2 separate regions of the Homo sapiens genome follow, and region 1 is linked to region 2. Evidence: chromatin contacts called from ENCODE Hi-C or POLR2A ChIA-PET data. All regions are on one chromosome and are shown on one strand. Each heading gives the region's core, a stretch centred on a gene start or an enhancer-like site at or near the end of the contact. The rest is flanking DNA. Distances are from core to core; before and after follow the strand shown. Region 1 holds the start of RPS29 (ribosomal protein S29). Region 2 holds the start of DMAC2L (distal membrane arm assembly component 2 like).

What was found. Hi-C counts contacts between places; a loop is a spot of excess contacts on that map. ChIA-PET counts read pairs that join two places held with the same protein, here RNA polymerase II (POLR2A). Pooled maps may share reads with other maps.
Region 1: a loop to region 2 is called in a map of B cell, with 15 times the contacts of the local background. The contact joins the promoter of RPS29 here to the promoter of DMAC2L in region 2. A Hi-C loop is called at or near these places in 7 of 168 maps with a recorded cell type or tissue (B cell, CD4-positive, alpha-beta T cell, CD4-positive, alpha-beta memory T cell and 2 more), 5 of 37 single-sample maps with no recorded cell type and 18 of 50 pooled maps. POLR2A ChIA-PET finds 5 or more read pairs at or near these places in 5 of 52 experiments (CD4-positive, alpha-beta T cell, GM12878, activated B cell and 2 more).

The regions. Positions count from the first base shown.
Region 1 is chr14:49,585,008-49,587,857 of GRCh38, forward strand. It overlaps RPS29 (ribosomal protein S29), which reads right to left and starts at 1,373. Exons shown (of 3, transcript NM_001032.5): 1 at 1,278-1,373; 2 at 943-1,042. The coding sequence starts at 1,339. It also overlaps RN7SL1. RefSeq lists enhancers at 404-453, 1,052-1,551, 1,424-1,933.
Region 2 is chr14:50,310,780-50,313,608 of GRCh38, forward strand. It overlaps DMAC2L (distal membrane arm assembly component 2 like), which reads left to right and starts at 1,545. Exons shown (of 6, transcript NM_001382507.1): 1 at 1,545-1,610. It overlaps L2HGDH (L-2-hydroxyglutarate dehydrogenase), which reads right to left and starts at 1,450. Exons shown (of 10, transcript NM_024884.3): 1 at 1,232-1,450. The coding sequence starts at 1,371. RefSeq lists silencers at 1,510-1,639, 1,700-1,929.

The DNA of each region.
Region 1 (2,850 bases), core at 123-2,622, 730 kb before region 2:
TTGCTGAATCTTAACAATGTCTTTCCGGCCCCAAACTTTAAGTTCATTCCAGTGTATGACGCTTTCAAACATTTTGGGTTGGCCGGGCGCGGTGGCTCACGCCTGTAATCTCAGCACTTTGGGAGGCCGAAGCAGGCGGATCACGAGGTCAGCAGTTCGAGACCAGCCTGACCAACATGGTAAAACCCCGTCTCTACTAAAAATAAAAAAATTAGCCGGACATGGTGGCAGGCGCCTGTAATCCCAGCTATTCAGGAGGCTGAGGCAGGAGAATCGCTTGAACCGGGGAGGCGGAGGTTGCACTGAGCGGAGATCACGCCATCGCACTCCAGGTTGGGTGAGTGCGACTCCGACTCAAAAAAAAAAAAAAAAAAACTTGGGGTCAGCGGTTAATACATATATTTGGTTAGAAAATATCTAGGTACAGCCGCGCGTGGTGGCAAGAGCCTTTAGTCCCAGCTACTCGGGACGCCAAGGCAAGAGGATCGCCTGAGACCAGGAGGAGTTCGAGGCTGCAGTGAGCCGTAACAACGCCACTGCACTTCAACCTGGGCGACAGAGGGAGACCCTATCTCTAAAAAAAAAAAAAAGAGAATAGGTACTTACAAGATTGATAAATGAAACAAATGTAAAACAATTTTAGTGGCTTCTCTAAAGTGAATTTCACCAAACACAATACACGGCACCTAAAACTGGCTAAGCTATCTAGGTAAAAAAGGGAGTAGGAAAGACTAAGTCCTTCACCTTCTCCATTCTATTAATTTGATTGCCCAAACCATCAACACTGTCACCAGCTACCAACTAAAAAAAGAGGAAAAGCTCTTGGTCGAATGCTCAGAATTACCACTCCAGGGAAGATCTGTCCGTTTGTCTTTCGCGGAAAAAATAACCCCCACAACCTTCTCTGCCCAAACAACATGGAGTACGCCTGCAGACGCCTACCTTAATGAAACCGATATCCTTCGCGTACTGACGGAAACACTGGCGGCACATATTGAGGCCATATTTCCGGATCAGACCGTGCCGGTTTGAACAGACACGACTGTAAGAAAAGAGACAGCGGTTTTGCAGGTCATAGAAATTACAAGACTCCGCACTCAGACGGCTACTACCCGCATCCCGGGACTCCCAAGCCACAGTACAGGCCTGTAATGGCGGCACCAGCGACTCCCAGTCGGCGTGCTCCCTCGTGCCGCCCGTGGCCTCCTCTACTTGAGATTTTAAGCAGCCTAGCGCTCCACGGCAACGCTTCCCCAAAATCACAAACTATTTCTCACCAAGAGCGAGAACCCTGGCCGAATTTTCGCGGGTGGCTCCAGTACAGCTGCTGGTGACCCATCTTGCTCTCAGCAGTGCAACGAGGTAAAAGGAAGAAGCTGGCCCACGCATGCGCTCTTCAAATTTTTGAGACAGTTTACCCAGAATGCAGTGCTCAAAGGAAACGCGTGCGCAGTGTGGTCAGGTTGTTTCGCTGGGTGAGTAAAATGAAATCTTAGAGGCGTTGTGGGCTGGCCCAGTTGATGACGTCACCATACCACAGCTTCTAGTGCTATTCTGCGCCGGTATCCGACCGCCGGGCGCGGTGGCGCGTGCCTGTAGTCCCAGCTACTCGGGAGGCTGAGGCTGGAGGATCGCTTGAGTCCAGGAGTTCTGGGCTGTAGTGCGCTATGCCGATCGGGTGTCCGCACTAAGTTCGGCATCAATATGGTGACCTCCCGGGAGCGGGGGACCACCAGGTTGCCTAAGGAGGGGTGAACCGGCCCAGGTCGGAAACGGAGCAGGTCAAAACTCCCGTGCTGATCAGTAGTGGGATCGCGCCTGTGAATAGCCACTGCACTCCAGCCTGGGCAACATAGCGAGACCCCGTCTCTTTTGAACAATAAATACGTTAATTTTGGACTCTCAAGAGATGAATATTCTCATAGTCTTTTTTATTGATTAAACCTTTTACTTTCTTTTAATTAAAACGTTACACTTGGGAAAGGAGTTTTTCCTCGACTCACCAGTGACACCTACTGGAATAAATTTACAAAACAACTTAAAATCAGCTGTAATGATCACGAGTCAACGGTAGGGTTTGCTTTTATTTTGTTAAAGAGAGTACGTTTTCAAATTTATTTTTTTGACACACTCCTCCAAGAAATACACCTACACCATTCCAAAAAAAAATGAGATTCTTTGGCATTTAGTGTATTTGATTCTTAAATGTAATTGGCTGAATGTAAAGTAATAAACAAGTAATGTGCAGTGTATGTTGCTTTGACCAGATAATTTGGTGACAAAACAAGTAATGAAAAGCAAATGCAAAAATGCAAAAAACCAATGTCAATAAACGAATTTCTGCTGAAAGATACCTACATTCCATATGGTCATTTATAATGCCTCCAGATAAAACTGCTCTGAAATCAAAGCTTTAACTAGATTTATAAAATGTAGCACAGGGTGCAACAATTCCAGAAACTTTTACATATAAACTTTTATAAATTGAAATACAACACTTCTTTAAGGTATGTTATGTCAGGGTTCTAGTGGGGTCCCCCTACCCAATCATTAAGTTAGGCATTGTATTATATGATTAAGGAAGGAGGGGAGTCAGAGATTTGTAAACTAGATATAACTTGCTCCTTGCCCTCAAAATTTTCTAATCTGTGGGAAACAGGATTATCTCCAAGACTTCAACATACAACGTTTGTGCACCAACAACATATGTACAGCTAAGGAAAATATTCTGTATTAAATCATGGGTGTGCTCATGAAGTACGAAAGGAGCCAAGAAGAGAAATTAATTCCAGTTCGAGGTACATTTGAGAGACCTTTGAGGTAGACCTTGAAGAATGGGATTTCTACAGG
Region 2 (2,829 bases), core at 295-2,794:
TTCCCAAAAGAACTGTCCACATGCCCCATAACAAATCACAATCGCTATTACTGGTATCCCACTCTACTCCCCCTATCCACCAACACGCAGCAGCCAGAGTCAACTTTTAGAACATCAACATTTAATTATTAGCCTCTTCTTTTTTTCTTTTCTTTTCTTTTTTTTTTTTTTTTTTTTTTTGCGAGACAGAGTCTTGCTCTGTCGCCCAGGCTGGAGTGCAATGGTGCGATCTCAGCTTACTGCAATCTCCGCCTCCCAGGTTCAAGCGATTCTCCTAAGGCTCCGGAGTAGTTGGGATTACAGGCGCCCACCACCACGCCAGGCTAATTTTTTTGTATTTTTAGTAGAGACGGGGTTTCACCATGTTGGTTAGGCTGGTCTCCAACTTCTGACCTCAGGCGATCCGCCCGCCTCGGCCTCCTAAAGCGTAGCCTCTTCTTAAAACCCTTTTAAATAGCTTCCCGTGGCTCTTAGAATAAAAGTCAACGTGTGGTTAAAATAAACTAAAAACCTTGCTGTGATGTAGTCCTTCTGGGTCATTCCACACCATATGTCTTCCACTAAACTTCAGTCACACTCATATGGCCCACCTTCTAGTCGTCAAAATAGCCAAAACCTCTCCAAGCCTTACAGCCTTCACACAAACTGTTTCTTCTACAGAGGACAGAGAAAGACAATGGTTTCGAATGTGACGTCCAAACTATAAATCACAGGACACTGAATTCTGCGGGCTTTCATTAGCATAAGAGCTGCCTCCGACGGGGGCAACACTATGCGGGGTGTGCCAGGAACTGATTTAAGACTGTATTCAGATCTTCCAAGCAACGCCAAAGACTCCAGCTTATAAAGAGCATATTTGATTGCTTATACTGTGTGCTAGGTCCTTTTATCCTTCAAATGACCACCTACAGGAGAGACTAAGGTCCAATTCACAACTGAGCCTTTAAGGAGGTTAAGTAACTAGCCCAGAGTTCAACAGAAAGTGGACGGGTTGTTCAAAGCCAGAGCTACTCCCGACCTCTACTCTATACACTGCCTTTCCTCCGGCCCGTAAATACAACGAATGAACCTGCAGGTTGGTAGCTCCTGGGATCCGAGGTTGGAGTGCCACAGGACCCCAACCTGCTCTCACCCCGGGACAGGGAAATACGAACAGGGGCACAGGTCCACCACCAGGTGCCTCCGCGAGGGGCAGCAGCGCAGGCGGCGGGGAGGACCAGCGGCCACTCACCTGGTGCTGGCGCTGCGGCTACCTCCACACAGCGGTCTTGGCCTCCCAGACGCGAACCCGCACGCCCCAGGGGAGCCACCGGCGAAAAGCCCGCGGGCCCGTCCGCAGGCACCAACCAAATAACGCAGCGCTGGCACCATCCCCTACGCACGCTCCCCTCCCTCAGCGCTCAGAAGAAGCCACTTGACCCTCCACGGCCGAGGACCCGCGCTCTTTAGCCCCGCCCCTCACGCGGGGGCCAATGAAGTGGCGCGCCTTCGCCCCATGTGGGAGAGGCTGCGGTGGCCAATAGGCGCGCGCGTCGGAGGGCGAAGGGCCGGCCAGGGTGCCGCAGACGCGGGGACGCTGGCTCGCTCCCTCCCTCCCTCCCTCCGACGCTGTGAGTAGAGAAGCTAGGCCCCGAGCCGGGCGGGACTAGGGTGGTGGTTGTGTTCTGCCCTCGCCCGTCGCCAACGCTGGGCTGACTGAAAACCTGGCCCTTTGGGTCGCGCGTCTTCGACCTTCACCGCCATGCGGACATGGGGCCGTGGGAGAAACTCTGGGCGGGATTACGGTGAAAATTCTTGTTTGGGCGGGCCCTGCGGCTTCTTTCTTCCGGCTCGCCCTCGGCCCCGCCCCCGCCCCGCCCCCGCTCCAGCTCCAGCCGGGTCCTCGCTCGGCCCCGCACGCGGCCCGCGGTAGACGGAGGGCCTGGGCACCCACCGTCTCCATCCCGGCCCCAGCCCAGTCGAGCGTCCACTAGAAGGGCGCTCCCTGTCCGGCCCTAATCCTCGCTCCTCACGGAGGCTCTTTGTCACAGCGAAGACTGACAGCCCGCAGTCTTCTGGACTTCTTTTATGGGGCTCCTGGCGGTGCTATTCATTCAGTCATTGATTCGTCTTGTAAATATGGAGCGCCTGCTCTGTACTCGACCCGGCACTGGGTACCGGAAGAACCAGACAGCTCGGTTTTTGCCACCATTTATAAGTCTGTGTCCTTTTCTTGAGTACTGAACCGAGATACAGTTTTAAATGTGCTGTGCGGTCTCTGAGCAGCGACTCACCTGTGCAGGTCACTTCACCTGATTCCCTTTATGTAAAAATGAGGGCGATGGGCTGTGTAATCTCTAAAGGACCTTCTAACTCTTTAAAATTGTCACTGTGCCGGTGTTGCTAACACTCATTCTGTATGCTTGATGGCAGTTTTTAATTTTTAGGGTTAGGACAGCTGAACATAACAAATAGAATTATACAGATTTATTACCAGAAGGACTTCGTGTGCCTCTAAGAATCTTGGTTCCAGTCTTTGGTCAGGTAGCTCCAGGAAATCACTTCACCTCTTTGCCTCAGACCCTCCTCAGTGAACTAGGAATGATAGCAGTGTCTCCCTAGTCTTAGGGCCGTTGAGCGGATTACACGAGATAAGGTCAGCAGGTGTTTAGCACAGTGAAGCATTTGCTACGTGATGACATTTATTATGGTTAAAGGGTTTTACCACCAGAACAGTGGTACATAGTTTGCTTTATTTGTTAAAACAATGTAGAATATTGCCTGCTTGTTCCATCACAGATGAAAAAAAGAGATGGTTATTCAACTTTGTGAGGTAATTGTGGATTTCCA